Linked DNA regions of Homo sapiens: region 2 is linked to region 1. A link is a loop called in an ENCODE intact Hi-C map of the cell type or tissue named here. Cell type or tissue: adrenal gland. All regions are shown on one strand. Each heading gives the region's core, and the rest is flanking DNA. Links, peaks and the distances in the headings are about the cores only.

Region 1 (11,396 bases), core at 1,603-9,602:
GCCCTTCCCAGGGCAGCCCTGACCCCAACAGGCAAGGGGACCGGAAGGGGGTGGACCAGTCCCCAGGTGACTTTATTTTCTAAACCATCCCTAGAGCTAGCCTCTCACCATGTCGTCTCCAAAATGAAATGTCTTTTTTTTTTTTTTTTCTTGAGACGCAGTCTCACTCTGTAGCCCAAGCTGGGGTGCAGTGGCACAATCTCGGCTCACTGCAACCTCCGCCTGCGGGGCTGAAACGATTCTCGTGCCTCAGCCTCCTGCATAGCTGGGACTACATGCGCGTGCCACCACGCCCAGCTAATTTTTTTTTTTTTTTTTTTTTTTGAGACGGAATCTCACTCTGTCACCAGGCTAGAGTGCGGTGGCACGATTTCAGCTCATTGCAACCTCTGCTTCCCGGTTTCAAGCGATTCTCCTGCCTCAGCCTCTCAAGTAGCTGGGACTACAGGCGTGTGCCACCACACCCAGCTAATTTTTTTTTCAGTAGAGACGGGGTTTCACCATGTTGCCCAGGGTGGTCTCGAACTCCTGAGCTCAGGAGATCCGCCTGCCTCGGCCTCCCAAAGTGCTGGGATTACAGGTGTGAGCCACCACGCCAGGCCAAAGAGCTGTCTTGATTTTTTCCACCCGCTTCGCTTCCCCATCCGCTCCTGGCCACACAGGAACGCGCCCCTCCCCCTCCGCAAGGGGTTTCCCAGCCCTCAAGGCCCGGACCCGTCCCTTCAAGCTACAGAAAACCCTGGAGCGTCCATGCGCTTTCTACTCCCCTCCACCTGGAACCCCTGACAGCAAAAACAGTCTCCTGAGGAGAGAGAGATGCACAGTCTCCTCTCCACACCCTGTCGTGGAAAACAGCGGCTGGGATCCACCTCCACTGCCACCAGAACGCGCACGCAAACACCCATGCCTTGCCCTTTCCAACCAAGGGCTTCCTGCGGAAGAGCAGTGGCCTGTGCCTGTCCCCTTAGATGGGGTGTTCTCTGAGCTGGACGGCCAGGTTTCCTCCCTCTGAGCACCTTCTCCCCAGGATCGGAGACCGCGCCCCCCCAGCCCCTCCCACCTCCACGCCCAGCCACACACACCTGCTTCTGCGCCGGGGCCCGTAACCACCACGCCGGGCGGGCGAGCGGGAGTACCGGTGTCCGTCTCGGGAGCCCCCACCTGAGTGCCGCCGGCCACGGCTACGGGACCGGGAATAGCGCCGGGAGCGGGAGCGGGAGCGGGACCAGGAGCGGGACCGGGAGCGGGCGTGGCGGCCGGAACGGTAGTAGCCCCCACCACGGCGAGAGCGGGAGCTGGAGCGAGAGCTGGAGCGGGAGCTGGAGGTCCTCGAGGCAGAAGAGGAGGAGGAGGAGGAGGAGGAGCGGCGGCTGCAGGCGGGGCACGGAGGGCCGGTCAGCGCAGGCCTGAGCCGCGGCCCCCCTCTGCCCCGGGTACCCCCCATGGTGACCGGGGCGTAGGGCGGGCGGCGTGAGCGTTACCGACCGGGCGCTGGCATTACGTCCCGGGGCGGGGCCGCCAGGCTGGGGAGGTGCGGGGGGCTTCCCTGTGGTGACTCCTGATGCTGCTGCGGCAGCAGCGGCTGCGGCTGCCTCCTCATCGCTGCCCCCAAAACTGGTGATGAACGTGATCTTCTCCTCGCGGCCCGGGGTCGGGGAGCGGGAGCGGGAGCGGGACTCTGAGCTGGACTCCGAGGGTGACCTGCGGGTAGGGAGGAGGAGGCTCACTAGCTCAGGCTCCCGGAGCCTCTTCGGGAACAGCACACACAGCAGATCAACAGCAGCGCCAGCGCGGGCCACAGCGACCCGGGAAACCAGGCGGGTGGATGGAGCCTGGAGGGCAGTGGAGACCCAGCTCTGGACAAGGACTTGACTCACAACCATGCAGCCTTCGCTAAATAACCAGGAAGGACAATGACACACAACTGCTCTGATTTTATGTGGCTATGAAAAATGGATGAGCAGGCCGGGCGCGGTGGCTCACACCTGTAATCCCAGCACTGTGGGAGGCCGAGGCAGGCCGATCACTTGAGACCAGGAGTTTGAGACCAGCCTGGCCAACAAGGCAAAACCCTGTCTCTACAAAAAATACAAAAAAAATTTGCCGAGCATGGTGGCGCGCACCTGTAATTCCAGCTACTCAGGAGGCTGAGGGCACGAGAACTGCTTGAACCTGGGAGGCAGAGGTTGCAGTGAGTCCAGGTCACGCCACTGCACACCAGCTTGGGCAACAGAGTGAGACTCCGTCTCAAAAAAAAAAAAAAAAAAAAAAAAAAAGATAAGCAGATCTCTGTACAAAACACAGAAAAGTTTTACTCAAAAGATACATGGATAATCTGGGAGGAAAAAGCAAGTTCTAAAACACTGAGTGTGGTGCAATTCTATTTTAGTAAAATAAAAACAAAGTGGCCAGGTGTGATGGCTCATGCCTGTAATCCCAGCACTTTGGAAGGCCCAGGTGGGAGGACTGCTTGAGGCCAGAACTTCAAAACCAGCCTGGTCAACATGGTGAGCCCCATCTCAATATTTTAAAGAAAAAAAAAACAAACGTGTTTTTTAATATATAAAATTTTAAAAATAAAAAGAAAGTATCTGATATTCCTGACACTCCCATGTATGGAGCACTAACCTACACCTTTTATTTCCCCAGAAGCCATTCAACACCTTATCTCATCTAACCTCGACCCACAGCCCCATGAGGAAGATCCCATTCCCACCCCCATTCCGAAGAGGGAACTGGGCTTCAGAGAGCTATGGAGCTTGGATGAGGGGGACTGGGATCAGACTGAGCTTGGTCCCTCACAAAATCCCTTCTCCAACCACTCTTTCATCCACGAGACAACGACCTGTGCCCAGCGGTGCTACTGAGTGCCCGTTATTTCCCACTGGCCACTTCTGGAAATTGAGATTAAAGTGACTTGATTTCTCAGTCACACTGTTTTGCCATATTTGGTCATTTTTACCACAAGGCTGCACTGTATTTAAATCAGAAAAATAAAATAAAGAAGCTTCAAAGATAAAGAAAATTTTATTGGCCGGGCGTGGTGGCTCACGCCTGTAATCCCAGCACTTTGGGAGGCTGAGGTGGGTGGATCACGAGGTCAGGAGATTGAGACCATCCTGGCTAACACGGTGAAACCCTACTAAACTCTACTAAAAATACAAAAAATTAGCCAGGCCTGGTGGCGGGCACCTGTAGTCCCAGCTACTCAGGAGGCTGAGGCAGGAGAATGGCGTGAACCTGGGAGGCGGAGCTTGTAGTGAGCCAAGATCGTGCCACTGCACTCCAGCCTGGGCGACATAGCGAGACTCCGTCTCAAAAAAAAAATTTTATTTAAAACTGGGAAAACAAGACAGTGATCTGGAAAACACAAAAATGATTCAGACCCAGAACATATCATGCAGTCTGTGATCTTGGGGTGGCCTAGCAGGGTGAACCTCCCATCCCCTCCTCAGCACCCCTGTCCCCATCAGGAGGCTCCCTGTCTGCTATTCCCTGGTCCTCCAGAGCAACTTACCGCTTATAGGGGTCATAGGTGGGGCTGTCTCGGCGGGCATAGCTACAGAGAAAAGAATGGGGTGGGACAAATTAGGGCTTAAGATCTCAGCAGTCATGAATTTGGGATAAGCCCGCCAACCTGAGGACCCAAAGCTAGGTACCTGGCACAGTGAGGGGGCTGCTGACCAGGTTGGGGGCCTCCCCTTAATTCCTCCACCCACCCCCACCTCAGATCTGTCCAAAGCATGAACTTAAGCCCCACCCTACAATGTCCTAGACCCATCATGACTCTGAGGAACTTGGACTTCAGCAGCTCTGGTTCTGCTTGGCCTCCTGACCCTAGAATGAAAGCATCCCTCCTCCCAATCCTTGTCTCTGGCTCTCACTGGGTCCGGGCTTACTAATGATGATGATGATGATGATGATGATAAGATTAAAATAGGCTGGGTGCGGTGGCTCACGCCTGTAATCCCAGCACTCTGGGAGGCTGAGGTGGGAGGATCACTTGAACCCAGGAGTTTGAGACCAGCCTGGGCAACACCGCAAAACCCCATCTCTACTAAGTATTTTTTATTTTAATTAGCTGGGCGTGGTGACGCATACCAGTAATCTCAGCTACTAAGGAGACTGAGGTAGGAGGATCGCCTAAGCCTAGGAATTTGAGGCTGCAGTGAGTCGTGATTACACCACTGCACTCCAGCCTGGGTGACAGAATAAGACCCTGTCTCTGGGGGAAGAAAAAAAAAAGAGAGACTATCACAGCTGAGGAAACTGAGGCCCAGAGAGGTGAAGTCACTTGTCCAGCATTACGTAGCTCATAAAGGAGGAAACTGGGATCCAAACCCAGGCCCTATGGCCACCCAGCCTGGGCGTTCCTGCACTACCCTCTGTGTGCCTCTGTGCCACCGCTGACAGCAATGACGATTGGTGCTATTCTTTAAGGAATGTTTCCGATACCAACCGCTGAACCTACAAGTTGTTTAAGCCTTACAGGAACTCTCAGTCACTCTCCTTTAAGAGATGTGGCAAAAAGAGGCATGGGTTTGCACAGGGCCTCTCCTCAAGGCCTCCTGACCCAGGCTGGGCTTTCCTCTCCAAGCCAGCCTGCCTCATCCAAACCTGTCCCAAGACCTCCCTGTGGGGACTGCCCAGCCCTCTCTCCAGGTAGGTGATAATGCCTTGTTTTCCAAAGGAAAAAATTGAAGCTCAGAGAGTTCGGGAAGTCACTTGTCCAAACTCCGACACAGGAAGAAGCCAAGCAGCAGAACTGGGTGAGAGTCCAGGGCAAAGCCTGTGCCCTCTCTGCCGCCTTGGTGAGAGCCTTATGCCGCCTGTGCATGGGCTCCTGGGAGTCTGGCAAGGGCCCCCAGTCCAGTAGGGTGAGGGGAGGGGCTGGCAAGGAAAGGAGTCCACATGGCCCTCAAGGCCGTTCCTACCTCTAAACCTTCACGATGGCCATGCATCGCCCCACTAGAAAGACTCCTTTCTCAAGTCAAATGCCTGCCTCCAAAGAGCTTTCTCAGGCCCTAAGCCCCTGCTCTCCTCCCCCAGATGCCAGCAGGGTGGGGGTTCAGGGAGAAGCCCTACCTGGGTGGGCTGATCTTGCGACCCCTCAGCCGCTTCTCCCGAAACTCTCTCCGCTGGCGTCGAGAGCGGCGTCCCTGGAGTAGGGTGGGTGCCAGGTTGGTGAGGGGGTGCCCTCCCTGTGACACACCCCTGTCCCCTTCCACTCCAGCCCAGACCTCACCGAGTACATGGCCTTCTCCTCCTCAAGAGCCTTGGCATGCTTGATGGCCTCTGCCTCCTCCTTGTCTTTCCGGAGCATCCTATAGAGGTGGGTGAGAATTAGGGTGGAGGATGGGGCAGGCCACAGGGTAAGGAGGACACAGACTGAGTCATCAGAGAAAGTGAGGGACCTGAGTCACCCCACGCCAGCCTGAGGTATCTTTCATTCAATGCCACTTATCAAGCACCCTCTGTGTGCCAGGTGCTATCTTAGGTATCAAGAACTGAGCACTGAAAAAAAAAAACAGAAATCCTCACCTGCACGGGCTTACATTCTAGGGGAGAAGATAATGAGCAAGGGAATAAAATGTGTGGTCCATTAGATGGTAGAGCAAAGGCAGAGGAAGCTGCAGTTTTCAAGAGGGAGCTCAGGGAAGCCACACAAAACAGGGTATCTAGAGAAAAACCTGGGGGAGCAAGCTGCAGACGTCCAAAGCGAACAGCAGACAGAGTGGCCCAGGGGCTGGCCCAGGCCTCTGCACTTGAGGAGCAAGGAGACTGTGCAGGCTGGGCAGCGGGGGATGGTGGCGGTTGAGAGGACCAGATGGGTAAGACCTTTCGGCCATGGTGAGGACACTGGATGTTCCTGAGGGAGGTGGGAGCCACAAAGGGCTCTGGGCAGAGGGTGCCATGCTCAGGCTCCGTTTCTGGTTCACTGCCCAGTGAGCTGGGACCATTCTGTGTGGTCTTGTGAGCTCAGCAGGGGGTGTGGCTCAGGGTAGAGGTACAACCAGCAACTGCCAGGATAAATAACCAGGGAATGAAGCCTCTCCACTAGAGGGCGCTGTCCCCCAGCCTAGGAATCCCCAGAGCTTCGAAGAGTCAGATTCGCCCCAGGTCGCACTAAGTAGGGCAGGCTGGGTGACTTGGGTGCAGCCTGTTTCTGCACAGATGAAGTGGGGCCACGACCACCATAGGCTCAGGGACCTGCATGTGTAAAGTCCTGGGCCCAGGGCCAGGCACACAAATGCTCACAAACAGGATGGCTGTCAATACCGGGAGTAATAGTGAGATGCCAGGGTGGGGCCCACAGAATGGGTAGGGGTGTCAGCAGGCAGGCCTCACCTGACGAAGTCACCGTCGGCCATGCCATAAGTCGTGGCCTGTTTGTTGAGATCTGCCACCTGCTCCTGGTTCAATTCATCCACGTCCACCTCCACGTCTGCACCAAGAGAAAGGCTGTCAGGAGCCACGGCCGAGCGAGAGGACAGGGGAGAAGGGGCAGTGCTCCAGGAGGCGGGGATGATGGGGCGCCCGCCAGACTGAGGGATTCTTCAGGAAGGGATGGCATCAAGTCTGGCTCATCTTGGCATGCCCTAGGCTGGCACTGGGCTTGCCAGAGGTGAGCACAACACACAGTGGACAGAGGCAGCTCGGGGACAGGGCTTGAAGGGGCAGATGAACGGAGGGAGGGAAAGAGAAGGGAGAGATGGACGGATGGGTGCAGGGATGGATGAAGGGATGCAGGGATGGATGGATGGATGAATGGAATGGAGGCAAGGAAGGAAGGAGGGATGGGTGGATGGAGGGAGGGAGGAATGGATGAGTGAGGCGTGTGGTGGGGTTGACGTGAGAGGGAGGACTGAACAGGGGCGGAAAGATGGCGGCTGGAGATCACGGTGGGTGGCAGGCAGGGTGTGGGTCACAGGTGTTTGGAAGCAGGGCGTGTGATAAGCCAGAGGAAGGAGGGCTGGGCGGAGGTCAATGTGTGGCTCCACAGAGTGTGAATAAAGAGCCAGCTACTGGGCTGAGCGCGGTGGCTCACGTCTGTAATCCCAGCACTTTGGGAGGCCGAGGCAAGTGGATCACGAGGTCAGGAGTTCAAGACCAGCCTGACCAATATGGTGAAACCCCCGTCTCTACTAAAAGTACAAAAATTAGCTGGGCGTGGTGGCGTGTGCCTTTAGTCTCAGCTACTTGGGAAGCTGAGGCAGGAGAATCACTTGAACCCAGGAGGTGGAGGTTGCAGTGAGCCAAGATCATGCCACTGCACTCCAGCCCGGTAACAGAGCAAGACTCCATCTCAAAAATAAATAAATAAATAAATAAAAAGAGCCAGTTGCTGGAGTAAGAACCAGGATGAGAAAAACAGAGAGACTTGGGGGTGGTTTGATCAGTGGGAATCCAGAGGGGAGGTGAATGGCAGAGAGGAGGGTGAACAGATGCCTGGCGGATGGGGGCTGACTCTGTAAGAGGATGAACACTTGTTTTCCAGAGGAGGGAAGAGAGCAGGAGAGAGGGGCAAAGGCAGAGAGAGGCCGGCCCAAGTGGAGGAGAATGGAGCCAACACCTAGGAGGGGAAAAGATCATAGAAATAGCACCCTAGAAATGAGAGATGAGTGAGGCAGAGGAAGGCCGGAACGGAGGAGGACAGGAGTGAGACAGGGGCAGCAGGAGGCTGGTGTGCCCTGGGGCGGGGTAGGGAGAGAGACACGGTTCGTAAGCACGGGGTGCCCCACAGAGGGTGAGGGACGAGACACAGAAACGATGCCCAGGGACTGCAGGTGGGGAGGGCAGAGAGGGGACCCCACCGATGTCGGGGATGACCTCATCTTCGTCCGAGTTGCTCTCCTCCTCGGCCGCTGACTCCTCCTCCTCTGGCTTTTCTGCCGCCTTCTCTACCTCGGCCACCGTGCTGTCCTCGTAGGTATAACCGATGGAAGCCTTCTTCTCTGCCAGCCTGAGAAAGGGGAGCTGGTAAGCCAGGGCCGTGCCCAGTGGAGATGAGGGCCCCAGGCTAGCCCCACACACCAGTCTCGAGTGCCACGGCCCCCTCCCCTCAGGCTCTCCCTCAGCCTAGGACCCTCTGCTCCTGCCCACACCCAGCTCCTCCCTCTTCCTCCACATCTGAGCTCTAGGGCCCCACCTGCCAAGAAGTCCTTGACTGGTACCCTAGGGTGGGTCAGCACTGTCCTGAGCTCCCCAGCCCTGCCTTTGTTGGGTCATCTCTGTTGGGGAAGGTCTGTCTCCCGCCTAGACCATGAGTCCCACAAGGGCACAGCCCAGAGTCCTCCTGAGCAGCCAGGTGCCCCAGCTTTGCCCTGAACAGAGCAGGGCCTGAGCAGGATCCTGAGGCTGGGGCCGTGGACGAGGGCTGAAGTCTCCAAGAAGCTCCCAGTACAGTCCCATGGGACCCCTCCCAGTGGAGGAAGGCGGCAAGCAGTCAGGGGTAGCAGGAGGGAAGGTGTCACTGAGGGAGCTGCCCAGCCCCGAGCCAGGGCTCCAGGCTACCGTGCACCAGGGCAACAGCAGCTGGCCTGGAGGAGAGCTAAGCCCTGCAGAGGGAATAGCGTGTGTGAGGGCGGGAGGCCTGCACTCATCAGACTGAGGTGGAGAAGAGAGAAGTGAGACTGCTCGGCCACTGCTCCTCAGAGGCAGCTGCTCCAGGATAAGGCCCGGGTCTCCCCAGCTACTCCTTGAGGGACGCGGCTTTAAGAAGCCTCTCTCCAGAGTGACATCAGCTAGGGCTGACTGCAAGCTCACTACATGGCAGGTGCTGGAATAGGTACTTCACAAGCCCCATCTCCTGCATGCCTCCCAACTCCAGGCAGTAGGGCCTCCTGCCAGCCCCATTTTACAGGGAAGCACAGCAAGGCTCAGACAATTCCCACTCAGGGCCTCACAGCCAGGACTCAAACCCAGGGCTGTCTCACCACAGGGCCTGCACCTCCCACCACTTCCCAAGCTGAAAATGTAACGCAGAGCCCTCGGCAAGCCGGGGCCCCCTGACAGGGCTTCTTCCTCTACACAGTTATTAATTGAGCACTGACTGTGTGCTGAACACCATCCTTGGTTTCGGGGAGACCCTGGTGGACAGGATGGAAGAGGCCATGCCTGGCTGGGGCTCCCAGCCCTCCTGCCTCCTCAACCCCCTGCACCCCAGACCCCGACTCACTTCTTCTTCTCATCTTCGCTGGGTCTCTGGAGGCCTCCGTACAACTCATCAATGTAGATCTGGTACAGGCACTGCTCCTCTGAGACTGCAGCAAACAAGAGACCCCAGGTCAGAGTGGGTTGGGGACACTAGGAATTCAGTGGGGGAACACAAGGGTGCGGTGGGGCAGGAAGACAGGTGCAACCCCAGTGCACCTTGGGGGGCAGTCACCACTTCCAGATAATCAAACTATGTCTGGTGGGACACAAGCAACTGCAGCAGAGCCTTGGACACACGACCTTGGTCAAGGGACTTAACACATCTGTGCCTCAGTTTCCTTTTCCGTAAAATGGGACCACGGGCAGAGTGAGTGCCTGGCCTGGTACTTGGGCACTCTACCACCATTCTCACTGTTTCTGGAGGCCTCTGGCTGGACCCTTCAGAACCATAACCTGCTCCTGAGTGCCACACGCCATTCTGACTGCACAGGTCACTCCACTGCATGCCTCTCTGTGGCTCATTTTAAGTTAGGTGTGGGCTGGGATGACCTGGGCTCTCCTGCACCCCCAACACCCAGCCTGGGGGACTCAACAATGTACCAGAGCCTTCCTGATCTTCCCTGCAGTGAGACACGTGTCCCTGACTCGCTGTGGGACAGTGGGTTGTAAGTCCCCTTCCTTCCTTCCCTCCCTAGGCCTCAGTTTTTCTTTTCTTATTTTTTTAAGACAGAGTTTCACTCTTGTTGCACAGGCTGGAGTGCAATGGCGCGATCTTGGCTCACCGCAACCTCCGCCTCCCAGGTTCAAGCGATTCTCCTGCCTCAGCCTCCCCAGTAGCTGGGATTACAGGCAGGCGCCACCGTGCCTGGCTAATTTTGTACTTTTAGTACAGACAGGGTTTCTCCATATTGGTCAGGCTGGTCTCGAACTCCCGACCTCAGGTGATCCACCGCCTCAACCTCCCAAAGTGCTGAGATTATATGCATGAGCCACCGTGCCCGGCTGGCCTCAGCTTTTCTATCTGGAACAAGAGGTGGGCAGGCTGGCAGGCCAGAAGGGGATGTAGCACGGCCCTTCCTTGTTCTAGCAGATACCCCAATTTCTACTTGTTGTCTCCAAAGCCCAAGAGAGGCCCTGCTGACCCTGTCTTGCACAAGCGCCCTCGCTCTCCCTGCTCCAGCCACACGGGCCTTCTCTCTGCCCCTCCAGTGTGCTCACAGTCCTGGCTGACACAGGGCTTTGCACAGGCTGCTCTCGGCCTGGAATCCTGTGGCCTATCCGTGCCTCCCAGGGAGCTTCTATCCAGGACTTCTGTCCTATTTTTCTCAGAGAATGGCACACTGTCTGTCACATCACCTTGGTTTGCAATTGGCATCACTGACATTGATTATGGAGCTGCTGCCCTCTCCCCTACCATTGCCACACCGCAGGTGTTCAATGACTGTTTGTGGAAGTGAATGAATAAATGCAGAGTGAGGCGAAACTAAGGGGAACCCTGGCTCTACCACCAGGAAGCCATGTGGCCTGGAATGATGGCAAAAACAGTATCAATTATAACACATGTCCCTGATTCTAAGGCCTCAGTGATCACTAGAATTTTGGCAGCCTCTGATTTTAGAAAATCAAAAAAGCATCTATCTTAGAAATAAACAAATACTGGACTAGCAAACCCACATGGAGGGCTGACTGTGCCAGGCTCGGTGCTGGGGTTTTATACACATCATCTCACTCAACTCTTACAACCACCCCACGCAACAAAATCAACACCACCACCCTTCTCGAGGAGGAAGCCGAGACCTGCCAGGTGGTAAGGGACAAACCCAGCAGAGAACTCCATCCTTCCCTTAACTCCACAGGGAATCCCAAGAAAGGGAATCTCAAGTCCTTCTTGGTAGGTGAGTTAGGAGCTTTCCATCAACAGGGAGCAGTGGTTAAGGACACGTGGAGAATCCCAGCTCCTTGGACAGGGTGTTCCCCCTCGACATTCTTGTCTGTAACATGGGGTGATGGCCAGGCGCGGTGGCTCACGCCTGTAATCCCAGCACTTTGGGAGGCCGAGGCGGGTGGATCACGAGGTCAGGAGTTCAAGACCAGCCTGGCCAAGATGGTGAAATCCCCGTCTCTACTAAAACTACAAAACTTAGCCGGGCATGGTGGCATGCGCCGGTAATCCCAGCTACTTGGGAGGCTGAGGCAGGAGAATCACTTGAACCCAGGAGGTGGAGGTTGCAGTGAGCTGA
Region 2 (11,396 bases), core at 1,857-9,856, 83 kb before region 1:
TAAGTGAGCTCACATTCTGGGGTACTGGAGGTAAGGACTTTAAAGATCTTTTTTTGGCCAGGCGCAGTGGCTTACGCCTGTAATCCCAGCACTTCGGGAGGCCGAGGTGGGCAGATCACGAGGTCAAGAGATTGAGACCATTCTGGCCAACATGTTGAAACCCCGTCTCTACTAAAAGTACAAAAATTAGCTGGGCGTGGTGGTGCACGCCTGTACTCCCAGCTACTCGGGAGGCTGAGGCAGCAGAATTGCTTGAACCTGGGAGGCGGAGGTTGCAGTGAGCCGAGATTGCGCCACTGCACTCCAGCCTGGCAACAGAGCGAGACTCCAGCTCAATAAATAAATGAATAAATAAATAAACAAACATCTTTTTTTGTGGGAGACACAATTCAACCCCCAACAGTAAGAAAGGCCCAGTTCCTCACTCCAAGCTCAATTTAGTGAAAGCAAATCAAGGGACAGGCTGGGAAGAGGATCCCTGTCCCTCCCCTAGCATACCTCACATGGGGTGGGGAGGCAGACGGCCAGCGGGCTGGGTGAGACCCCAACACAGCTGCCTCCACAGAGGCTGAGACCATGAGCAACGGCTAATATCGACCAAGGGCCTCTGAAGATCGTTGGGGCACTGTGCTGACCCAAACCAGGCGAAGGACAGAGGTCTCTCAGTACCTTGATGCAAACACCTCACATGCCCCGGCCCCTCACCAAGACGGGCTGGATCCACAGTGGCCAGGAGGGGGCCCCTTCTTCCCTTCACCCATGGCCACATCGCACATTAGCAGAGCTGGGGACAAGCTGGCTGTGCAGGGATGGGAAGAGTGCTGCGGGCTGCTGGCGGCTGTTCTGTGTAGCTTCCCTAAGTCCCTCGCCCAAATAAGAGTCCTAGCCGTGGCTGACCTGGGGAGCAGTTAGGACACTTACAGCTGCAAGGGACCAAACAGCAAACCAGCAGTGGCTTCCTAAGGTGTTCCTCCCAGAGGCCAGGGTGGCTGGGGGCAGGGGACTCCCTGGTGTGTGCAGGAGCTGAATGACACCAGGGCTCCAGCCTGCGACTGTGGTTCTCGTGATGTCACCACAACGCCTCCATCCATGTCAGCCTCCCACACGGGAAACAAGGGGATGGGTGGCCCAGAAATGCTCGTTTAGTAATTTTTTTTTTTTTTGAGACAGGATCTCACTCTGTTGCCCAGGCTGAAGTGCAGTGGTGCAATCACACCTCACTGCAGCCTCAACCTCCTGGGTTCAAGCGATCCTCCCAACTCAGCCTCCTCAGTAGCTGGGACTACAGGCACACGCCACCACACCCAGCTAATTTTTGTATTTTCTATGGAGATGGGGTTTCACCATGTTGCCCAGGCTGGTGTCAAATTCCTGGGTTCAAGCAATCCTCCCACCTCAGCCTCCCAAAGTGCTGGGATTACAGGTGTGGGCCACCATGCCCGGCCTGCTCCCCCCTTTCCTAAAGGGAAAAACAGACCTCTCAGAAATCCGCAACAGCACCCCCATGGCCCCCCAGGCCCCTGCTGGCAAAGGGGAACAAGCCGCCCACCAGGCTCCTGCAGTGCTGGCTGGGCCCGGGGCATACTCCCACCTGCACAACACCTGGGGCTGCCAGGGACAGGCTGGGATCTGTTCCTGTTGAGCGATGGGCGACTGGGCAGAGCCACTCCATATCCAGCATCCTGAGACCCTAGACCTGAAGCCAGGAGGTATCTGGGGCCTGTCTCTCCCTGCAGAAAGGATGGGTGTAAACTCGCCTGGCTGGGAGGTGACCGTACGAGACACCAGAGCATGGATGCAGAATAGACGGGACTGTGGGGGAAGACGCAGTAATGCCTGACCAGTGCCCTGGCAGATGCTCTGTAACCAGGAGCTGTGATGGCCTCCACCCAGCCCACCCCCAGCAACCACCTCCAGGATCCGCACGAAGCAGACGTTGGGCAAAGTGAACCCAGCCCCAGTTTATTAGAAAAGGTGTGAACAGAGTTGCACCGACAGGAGTAGCCCCAGCCCTCTGCCCACCCTCACCCACACCCATGCCACTCGCCCCCAAAGGGCTGTAGTGCCTCTCAGGGCGCAGCCTCCAGTGGCCTGGACAGCAGGGTCCCGGAGTGCCGGCTGCTCCCGCCCCAGCTCCCTGATAGATTTATTGCACTTGAGAAAAAGAAAGCTCTGATCCTCTGCTCCCATCCCCCCACCCTGCCCGGCCTGCGCTGTCTGGGGCTGTTCTGTGCATCTCAACCACCACCAGCACGCACCGCCTCTCCGGCACCAGGCTGCCTGCCCGGCCCTGTGCCCGGGGCCACAGGGGACCATCCCACCACCACCCAGGACGCCTGCCCTCCGCAGGGCAAGCCTGGCCCCTCCAGAACAGGCGCCTGATGTCCTTGGAGACCTCCTCCTCCTCCTGCTCCCCCTCCTCCCATTCACCCCCAGAGTCTTCCAGTGCTGGGCTCATAAATAGAAGTGCTTGAGTCACGCGCGGAGGGCCACTCCCTGTAGCTCCTGCACCCCTTGTAGTGTTGCTGTGGGGGGAGGGGGGCCCCAGAATGGCCCCCACCCCTGGCATCCTGGGCCTCAGGAAGGCTGGGGGGAAGGTGAGCAGATTCTCATGGCTCTGGCCTCAGCTCATCGCAGACCGACCGGAAAAAGGGAACTTGGGGAGGAGAGATTGGGGGAGAGACTGTCAGAGCCAGAGGCTCTCTCAGCTCCTCCCGAGTGCTGTGGGCCCCGGGCCTGGCCTCACCTAAAGTGTCACAGTGTCTCCTGCCCGGATTCCTGACTGGCTTCCAGAAGCAGCTCCTCGAGCTCCTTCTCGTTCTTGGAGCAGCTCAGTTCTGTGTGGGAGGACGGGCCAGCACCCCCGTCAGGCGGGTGGGGCAAATACAACCTGTCCCCAGCCCGGCCCCAGCCAGACCCTCAGGGCCTGCAGAGTGCCCAGAGACCGCTGAGATGGTCAGGCTCAAGGCAGCACACCTTACATGCCCCCCCACCCCAGGAAGAGCTCCCAGGACCCAAGGGAAGCAGGGTGGAGATGAGAACTAAGCCCCACTTTGCTGGCCCCTGCGAGAACCATTTTAAAGAGGGGGAAACTGAGGTCCACAACAGGCAGGGGCTTGCCTGGGGTCACATACAGCACCCAGGGCCCCTCAACACCTGCCCTAGGGCCCCTCTCACCGTGCTCCAGGCCGCAGCTGCCCCCCTTGACCTCAGGCCCCGGGGGCGGCTCAGGGGGCAGTGCCAGGGCGAACTCGGGCTTCAGGCCGTTGGGCAGTGGTGGCCCTGACCGAGGCGGCTCCGGTGGTGGCTGAGGCTCAGAGGACCCTGTGTCCCGGGTGTCAATGGCCCCGGCTGGTGGTAGGGAAGGTGAGGCGGGTGGGGAGGGAGGGGGTGGGGGAGAGGGAGGGGTGGGGGACGCAGGGGGCTCTGCCCTCTCGGGCGGGCTCTCCACCCGGGTCACCACAAACACCTTGTGGCCCCGGCCCGGGCTGGACACGGAAATCCGCTGCTCGGTGGGTGTGGAGGGGCTGCCTGGGGGACTCCTGTCCCCAGGGCCCAGGGAGTCCGTGGGGGGCACCAGGGCAGGACAGGGGGTCTCGTCCCTCTCCCCTTCCTCTTCCTCCTCTTCCTCCCCATCCGAGTCCGAGTCTGAGTCTGAGTCCGGGCTGGGTGCGGGGCTGGGGGCCCCGTTCTGCACCCCAGCGGCGGGCTCGTCGTCGGGCTGGGGCTCGGTGGCGGTGGTCTCAGGCATGGAGGCCGACAGCTGTGGCGGCTGCTCCTTCTCCTCCCTCTCCCGCGCCAGCACCAAGTTGCGCTTGCAGCCGTTCTGGATCTCGGCCAGCAGCGCCTTCTGCGTCTCGATGAAGCTCTTCACCTGTGGCGGGAGCGCCTGGCTAGGGCTCTCAGGCCGGCCCCACCACCCGGCCTTCCGCCCGCCCCAGGGCTGCAGGACCGTCCCCTGCTCACCGCCTCTTTCTTGGGTTCACGGTCGAGGTCCAGGCGCAGCAGTGAGTGGTTCACCTTGAGGGCCAACGACAGTGCCATGAGCCCGCCTGTCTTGATCTCGTTCTCCCGAAGGTCCAGTCTCAGGAGGCGGGGGCTCTCAGCGATGAACTCCGCCACCGCCACCGCGCCTGGGGGGGCACCGCAGGGGCTGGCCACGGGCCCCACACCCGGCTGGCCGCCCGGCTGAGCCCACCAGCCCGCACCCTGGCCCGGCCCCGTACCCTACCCTCGCACGTGAGCTTGGTGGAGGCCAGCCCGAGGCGCAGCACGCTGCGGTTGCTGATGAGCCCGTTCTTGAGGTGCCGCACACCCTCGTTCCCGATGGGGTTGTGGCCCAGGTTCAGCGTCTCCAGGCTCTGAGTGTGCGGCTGGAGGGAGGGGGTGTGAGGGTGAGGAGGAGGCCGTGATGGCGGAGGAGACCCAGGAGGCCAAGTCAGGAAAGAAGCCGGGAAGAGAGCCAGGCCCGGGCGCTCCTTTTCTTTCGCGCGCCTGCGTGAACACCGGCGCCGTCCTGCCCTGCCGCAGGCCTGGCCTGAAGTCCCTCCTGTGCCTGAAGTCTCCCCAAATGCCAGGTCCCCCGTCCACTCCCAGCTCCCCAGGCACCCAGTCAGTCCCTACCCCCCACAGCCTGGGCCCCTGGCCAGGGCCTGGACCTTGAGCGCCCTGAAGCCCCCAAGGAGGGCAACTCTTATCCCGGGGTTTGAGCACACGAGTGCTCGCCCTGAGAGTCTCTGTACCTGAGTGGCTTGCTTTAAGCACCACATAAAAACTGAAAACCAGGCACGGTGACTCACTCATAATCCCAATACTTTCGGAGGCCGAGGTGGGGGGGATCACTCGAGGTCAGGAGTTCAAGACCGGCCTGGCCAACATGGTGAAACCCCGTCTGTACTAAAAATACAAAAATTAGGCCGGGCGCGGTGGCTCACGCGTGTAATCCCAGCACTTTGGGAGGCCGAGGAGGGTGGATCACAAGGTCAGATTGCGACCATCCTGGCTAACATGGTGAAATCCCCTCTCTACTAAAAAAATACAAAAAAATTAGCTGGGTGTGGTGGTGGGTGCCTGTAGTTCCAACTACTCGGGAGGCTGAGGCAGGACAATGGTGTGAACCCAGGAGGTGGGGCTTGCAGTGAGCGGAGATCGAGCCACTGCACTCCAGCCTGGGCGATTGAGGCTCCGTCTCAAAAAAAATAAAAATAAAAAATAAAAAAATTGGCTAGGCGGGGTGGCGGGCACCTGTAGTCCCAGCTACTTGGGAGGCTGAGGCAGAAGAATGGCTTGAACCCAGGAGGCGGGGGCTGGAGTGGCTGCAGTGAGCCTAGATGGCGCCACTGCACTCCAGCCTGGGTGACAGGATGAGACTCGGTCTCAAAAAAAAAAAGGAGATAATGAAAGAAGGGCTCCTCCTCAGGGAAAACAGGCACAGAAGCTGAATGAGGAAGCAGGTGGGGCTGAGTTTAAATCGTCTTGAACCTGCAGGATGGGCAGGACAGGAGCCGTCAGCTAGAGGCAACTGTGCTGAGAGCTGGAGTGGGAGGTGGCAGCGGGGACCGAGGTGCCTCCCTTCCCTGCCAGCCTGACTCACCAGTGTCATGCCCAGGAAGGCCATGCCTGTGTGCGTGAGCTGGTTGTTCCACAGCACCAGGGTCACCAGCCCCTTCCTCTGCTCCTTGAGGCCCTCGCAGATGTAGGCCAGACCTGGAGGAGGCCGGCAGTCAGAGCCCTGTCTGGGGTCCGGGTGCTTCCTGGGGAGGGGACTGCAGGGTAGGAGCAACCCCCTCTGCTTAGGACCTCCATGGAGGCCCCGCAGTCCCAGGCCTTGCCCTGCAGCCCTGCCTCGGCCTGGCACCCCTGGGCACACATCTGTGACCCCTGGGCCTGGGTGCCTGGATGACAGCCTCCACCAGATGCTTCTGATCTTTGCTCAAATGTGACCACCTCTGGCCCACCTCACCTCACAGCCAGCTCACTCCCACCCACAGTCACCACTGTCTCCCTCCAATGCAGATCCCACCATCTGACAGGCTGGAGATTTCACTCATCTTATCGTTGTCTCTCTAGACTGGAGTACAAACTCCCAAGGGCAGAGCCCTGTGTCTCCCTCCGAGCTGAGCCCAGGGGCCGACAGCCATGGCCCTTGGCAGGTGCTCAGTAGAGTGGGGTCTGGGCCTGCCACCTGGGGACACAGTGACCCACCCCACCCCTCCAGGATGCAACAGGAACGCCTCCTTTGACGGCTCCCCATTCTCTGCTCAACCCCCAGCATCAAACACCAGAGCTCCTCCCACTGCACTCACTGCTCCCGCGGTCTGGACCCTTTCCCAGGCTTCTCACAAGGCTGGTTCTGCTCCCAGCCTCCGGATGGAAGCCCAGAGGCCCCGCCCCACGGTGGTCTTCCCTCCTCTCCCATCTGAAAGCAGCCTCTAGCTGACCCTGTTATGGCAGCAACACTGCTTTCTTTTCAGATTGTAATTATTCACTTCGCCTCATCCTGCGGCTGTCAGCTGAGCTGTCTCCTCCTCCTGGAAGCCCTCCCTGGCCCCCAGACTGATCGGACCCCGCCTCTGGGCTCCACCAGCCCAGTCCTGCCCACTCTAGGTTGTCACTGTCTAGGGCGGGTCTGTCTTCCTCCTGGGAGCCCCAGCAGGACAGCGTTGGGGTGGTCTTGGCCATGTCTGTGTCCCCAGCACCACCTAGCGCAGGGCCGGGCAGAGTGGGTGCTGGGTGACGGGTGTGGGTGGGGTGGGCCACTGCACCCACCCGAGTCTAGCACGTGGTTGTTCCGGAGGTCCAGGATCTGCAGGGAGCAGTTGAACTTGAGCAGGTTACCCAGCTGGGCCGAGTCCTGCAGGCCGTTGAGCTTGTTGTCCGCCAGGTACAGCTCCCGCAGGTTCATGTTCATCTTCAGGGCCGTGGCTGGGGACGGGGAGGGGGCACGGTGACTGGGCAGGCCCCTGCCCCCCAACAGGCTGCACATCCTGCTCACCCTCCCGGGCTTGGGGCTCACCGAGCAGCATGAGGGGCCGCCCCGACAGGCTGGCGTTCTCCAAGTGCAGCACTGCCAGGCTGCTGCGGATGCGCAGGGCACGGGCCACGAAGGGCGCCGAGTGGTCCAGCAGGGGCGTGTTGCGGGCGTCCAGATACTGCAGGCAGCTCGTCTGCAGGGGCAAGAGGACAGGGGTGAGGCACTGGCTCAGGCCTGCCCCAGCACTCCCTGGCCCCAGGACCGCCCCAGCACTCCCTGGCCCCAGGACCTGTGCCCCCATGTCTCAATGAGCAACGAAGCCACAGCTGTCGTCTGGCTATGTCGCCTTGTTTTACAATGGGGGTAACTGTGGCTGGGGAGGGAAGGCTCAGCCTGGGGTCCTGTGGGTGAGCGAGGCAGGGCTGGTGGCAGCCAGGATCTCCAACTCCTGTGTGGCTGGGAGGTTACCAGATAGCCCCGTCCCGTCCCTCCACCCAGCCTTCACACAGGAGTGACGTGGGGATGGCGACCATGGCCACCTCCAAGGGGATGACATTACAGAAGGATGACATTACGGAAGGGAGAAGTTGGAGGTCATGAAATGCCTCGCAAGGAGAGAAGGGGCCAGGGGGCCTGGGGGCCAGGACACCTCTCGGCCCTGTTCTCCTGGCCTGAGGGCCAGGCCCAGCATCCCCACAACAGCCCACACTCAAGAGCTCATGCAGTCAGAGCCTACGGGCCATGCCCTGAGAAAGTGCCTCCCCGTGCTGGGAGCCTGAGCTGCCTCTTCCTGGAAGCCGAGAGGCGCCCACCTTGCGCATCATGTGGGCGGCCGCCTGCCAGCCCCGGGTGCCGATGTGCTTGTTGAAGGAGATGTTGAGGTGGGTGGCCGACTCGTAGTACTCGATCATGTCGAAGAGGGCCGAGGCACCCTGCGCATAGAGATTCGGGGGCTCAGCCTCAGCTCTGGGCTGCCCTGGAGGAGAGGCGTGGGCCCTGACACCGGGCCCCACCGAGAGACGATGGGTCCAGGGTCTGGAGAGAGCCACACGGGAGAGGAGGACAAGCACAGACAGGGCCCCGTGAGCCACGGGGACAAACCCTTTCCTTCTCTGCTGTAGTCAGTTTTGTTTTCTGTCACTTGCCCTCCAAAGTCCTTGACTGACGTGCTGAGTGACCAGGACAGGCCTTGGTGTTCCTGAGCCTGGGCCTCAGTTCTCCAGGTCCCCTGCCCCTGGATCCCGACACCTGGGGTGCCTGGGGACTCCCAAGGCTGAGGAGGTGAGGGCCCTTGGGCCTTGATGGGAGGCTGCTCTCAGAATGCTTCCCAAGCCCACCCTGTAGGAGCTGGACCCTCCAGCGTGGTTCCTGAAAGGGCTCCTGGGGGCCACACGCCTGCCCCTCAGCCCAGCTCCCTAAGGCTCTCCTTGCTTATGAGGGTGGGCCATAGGTGCCCCAACGCGCCCTCCACATCCACTCTGGTCATATTGGATGTCTCCCTCTTGCCCTGCAAGAGGCCCCGCCCTTGCGCCACCCCTCAGCCTTTGTCTAGGGGACCCCCTCCTCCTGCAGTGTCCTCTCCCCACCCAAACCTCGAAGGGGCCCGGGAGCTCAGGGAGCCAAGTGGGCGGTGGCAGGGCCGCTCACATCTTCATCCAGGTTTGTCTGCTCCAGGTCCACGACCTTGAACTGCAGCCTCTTGAAGACCTCTTCCAGGGCCTCACAGGTCTTGTAGTCAAGCTTCTCACCTGGGGGGAGACAGCAGCCGTGCGCATGTCTAAGACAGTGCACCTTTGCATGGCTGGAAGGGCCCTCTGCCCCCAACCTCCCACCCCCCACCAGGCCCAGCCCCTGCCCTGGCTGAGCTCAGCTCCAGAAGCCGCTAACCCCAGGCAGGTCCTCAGACCCAGCTCTAGGGAGCCCCCGACCTGCCCATGACCCAAGGGCTCTCAACCCCTAGCCAGACACACACCTTTCAGGTCCAGACAGTCGAGGCGGTGCCCGAGGTCTGTGAATTCCTGAGAAAGTAGAGTGGGGTTAAGGCAGGAAGACACTTGAACAGGGGGGCAGCCGAGGCCCCAAATGGCTGCTATGCCTGAGGTCAGGCAGGGTTCTGGGGTGGGGTTTGGGCGAAGGCACTGAACAGAGGCTCAGAGGCCACCCACCAGCTGGAACCTGGGGTACAGGGCCTTAGACAGCGAGAGAACTCTGCACCCACACAACTGAGGACCAGCCAGCACTGCAGCCAGGCAGGCCTGGGCGAAGCCCTCTGCCCCAGCGGGACCGAGTGAGGGAGTGGGCCCAGCATCTCTGGGTATGTCCCAGCAGAGGAGGGAGTCTGTGCAAAGGCTGTGAGGCAGGAAATGAGCCTGGGAAGATGGCAAGGCTGGGCACAGGAGGCTTCTTGGTGAAGGCAGGGCCTGGGGCCCAGCACCCAGTCAGAACCCACCGTCCCGCAGATGCCAGCACCCGCGCTCTGAGCTTACACACATCACCTGCAGGGTGGGTGCTGCAGGGCTGGTCTGAACCAGGCCGATGGGGTCCAAGGACCCACCCTCTCAGCTGCCACACTGAGCAGCCACCCTTCCTGGGACCTGACAAGCCCCTCTTCTGGAATGTTCCAGAGAACCTACCCTAACTCCAGTGAACACTGATGGACAAGGAGCGTGGTTGCTTCCAGCACAGCTGAGGGTACAACAGCCCGAGGACAGGCAACCCTGGAACCCTCGGAACGAGCGGTGCTTCACTGACTAGGCGCCAGGCCGGGGCCCACAGGAGAGGTGCCGAGGGAGGGGGCTGGGGGACCGGCAGGGTGGGAGAGCGACCAAATGGAAAACCAGCAGGTACCCCTCAATAGCCACCTTGCCAACGCACAGAAAAGGCCAGGAAATGCCGAGTGGCCAACAACGGGGGTTCCCGAGGAGGGGGCCTTGGGGCAAGAGATAAGAGGTGGATTTGGCTTTTCAGATCTGTAGTATTTTTATTTTTTTAAATCTGAGGATATGTGTTATTTCTGTAATTCTGACTTTTATGAATATGCTGGGCATGGTGGCTCATGCCTGTAATCTCAGCATTTTAGGAGGCTGAGGTGGGCAGATCACCTGAGGTCAGGAGTTTGAGACCAGTCTGGCCAACATGGCGAAACCCCGTCTCTACTAAAAATACAAAAAAAATTAGCTGGGCATGGTGGCGTGCACATGTAATCCCAGCTACTTGGGAGGCTGAGGCAGGAGAATCGCTTGAACCCAGGAGGCAGAGGTTGCAGTGAGCCGAAATGGCGCCACTGTACTCCAGCCTGGGAGACAAAAGCGAGACTCCATCTCAAAAAAAAAAAAAAAAAAAAAAAAAGAATACATAAATTTTGTAATTCAGACTCACAAGAATCGTAGATATGCCTCTTCCCCAGGGAACAGCGTTTCTTTTGGGGCTGACAGATACCTGAATGTCTTACTTTATAGAATTCTGTGCTCTTCAAATTTATGAAGAAACTGATTCATTCTCTAGCTGAGCAGCAGGCTTTCAAAGATGTATTCATGAACACCTGGGGCTGGGGAGTGGGAGGCCCTCTCCTGCTGGGCTGGTTCCACCCTAGGGCCCCCCTTGACACCCACACCGGACGCACCCACCCTGTCCCGCCCATACCTGCAGCTGCCTGAGGAGCTTGGGGATCTGCCTGCAGTTCAGCTTCTGGCAGGCCTGCTTGTAGGCGCCGATGACCTCGTCCACGGTCACATTCTGGGCTGCAGGCACAGGGGACCCAGGCCTGTGACTGTCCACACCCCGAGTCCTTCATGGGGCTCCACCCACTCCCGCCCTAAGGCCTCTGCCCATACTGCCCTCTTCAGCCCTCCCCCAACAACAGGCTGCCTGAGCTCTGTCCTCCCTTTCAGGCCCCCCGCTGGCCACTGCCCGAGGTAAAGTGCCCTTGGGCACCCCCACCCCAAGTCACCACTGCCCTCCACGCCTCACCTCCGCTCCAAGCACCTTCACACAAATACACAATGAACAGCACACAATCTTTCTACACATCAGCCACCTCCCCTACTAGCCCGGGAGCCCAGGAGGACAGGACTGGGGCTGTCTTGGTCACCACCATGTCTCCAACACTGTCTCGGTGTTTTGTTTGTTTTTGAGACAGGGTCTCACTCTGTTGCTCAGGCTGAAGTAAAGTGGTGAGAACATGGCTCACTGCAGCCTTGACCTCCCAGGCTCAAGCATCCTCCCGAGCAGCAGAGACCAAACGCTTGCACTGTCACGCCCAGATCATTTTTATTTCTGGTGGAGATGGGGTGTCACTATGTTGCCCAGGCTGGTCTCGAACTCCTGGGCTTCAGCAATCCTTCTGCCTCAGCCTCCCAAAGTGCTGGGATTACAGGTATGAGCCACTGTACTTGGTCCTTGGTTTGTTTTTTTTTTTTTTGTA

The links. Peaks named below come from ENCODE experiments on the same cell type or tissue, not always from the same donor. Only the 100,000 strongest peaks of a DNase experiment are listed, where the experiment ranks them.
Region 2: a loop joins it to region 1, with 2.8 times the contacts of the local background. A loop is called at or near these places in 3 of 110 quality-filtered maps.

What each region holds. Positions count from the first base shown.
Region 1 is chr19:45,054,317-45,065,712 of GRCh38, reverse strand. CLASRP (CLK4 associating serine/arginine rich protein) reads right to left here. Exons shown (of 21, transcript NM_007056.3): 6 at 9,179-9,263; 7 at 7,815-7,963; 8 at 6,349-6,445; 9 at 5,246-5,324; 10 at 5,086-5,159; 11 at 3,518-3,559; 12 at 1,486-1,701; 13 at 1,083-1,370. Among named protein-coding and RNA genes, the nearest start is that of ZNF296, 16 kb to the left of the region's middle. RefSeq lists an enhancer at 8,370-8,439. In adrenal gland, for the core only: a CTCF peak has its summit at 6,060 (motif pointing right); a DNase peak (open chromatin) is centred at 6,062.
Region 2 is chr19:45,137,831-45,149,226 of GRCh38, reverse strand. It overlaps PPP1R37 (protein phosphatase 1 regulatory subunit 37), which reads right to left. Exons shown (of 13, transcript NM_019121.2): 2 at 10,616-10,713; 3 at 8,946-8,991; 4 at 8,621-8,721; 5 at 7,786-7,905; 6 at 7,016-7,166; 7 at 6,769-6,924; 8 at 5,594-5,706; 9 at 4,232-4,373; 10 at 3,967-4,133; 11 at 3,178-3,874; 12 at 2,747-2,837; 13 at 1,942-2,656. The coding sequence ends at 2,755. Among named protein-coding and RNA genes, the nearest start is that of NKPD1, 17 kb to the left of the region's middle. RefSeq lists an enhancer at 10,767-11,339. In adrenal gland, for the core only: no CTCF peak of the experiment used is centred there; no DNase peak of the experiment used is centred there; H3K27ac peaks cover 1,481 bases.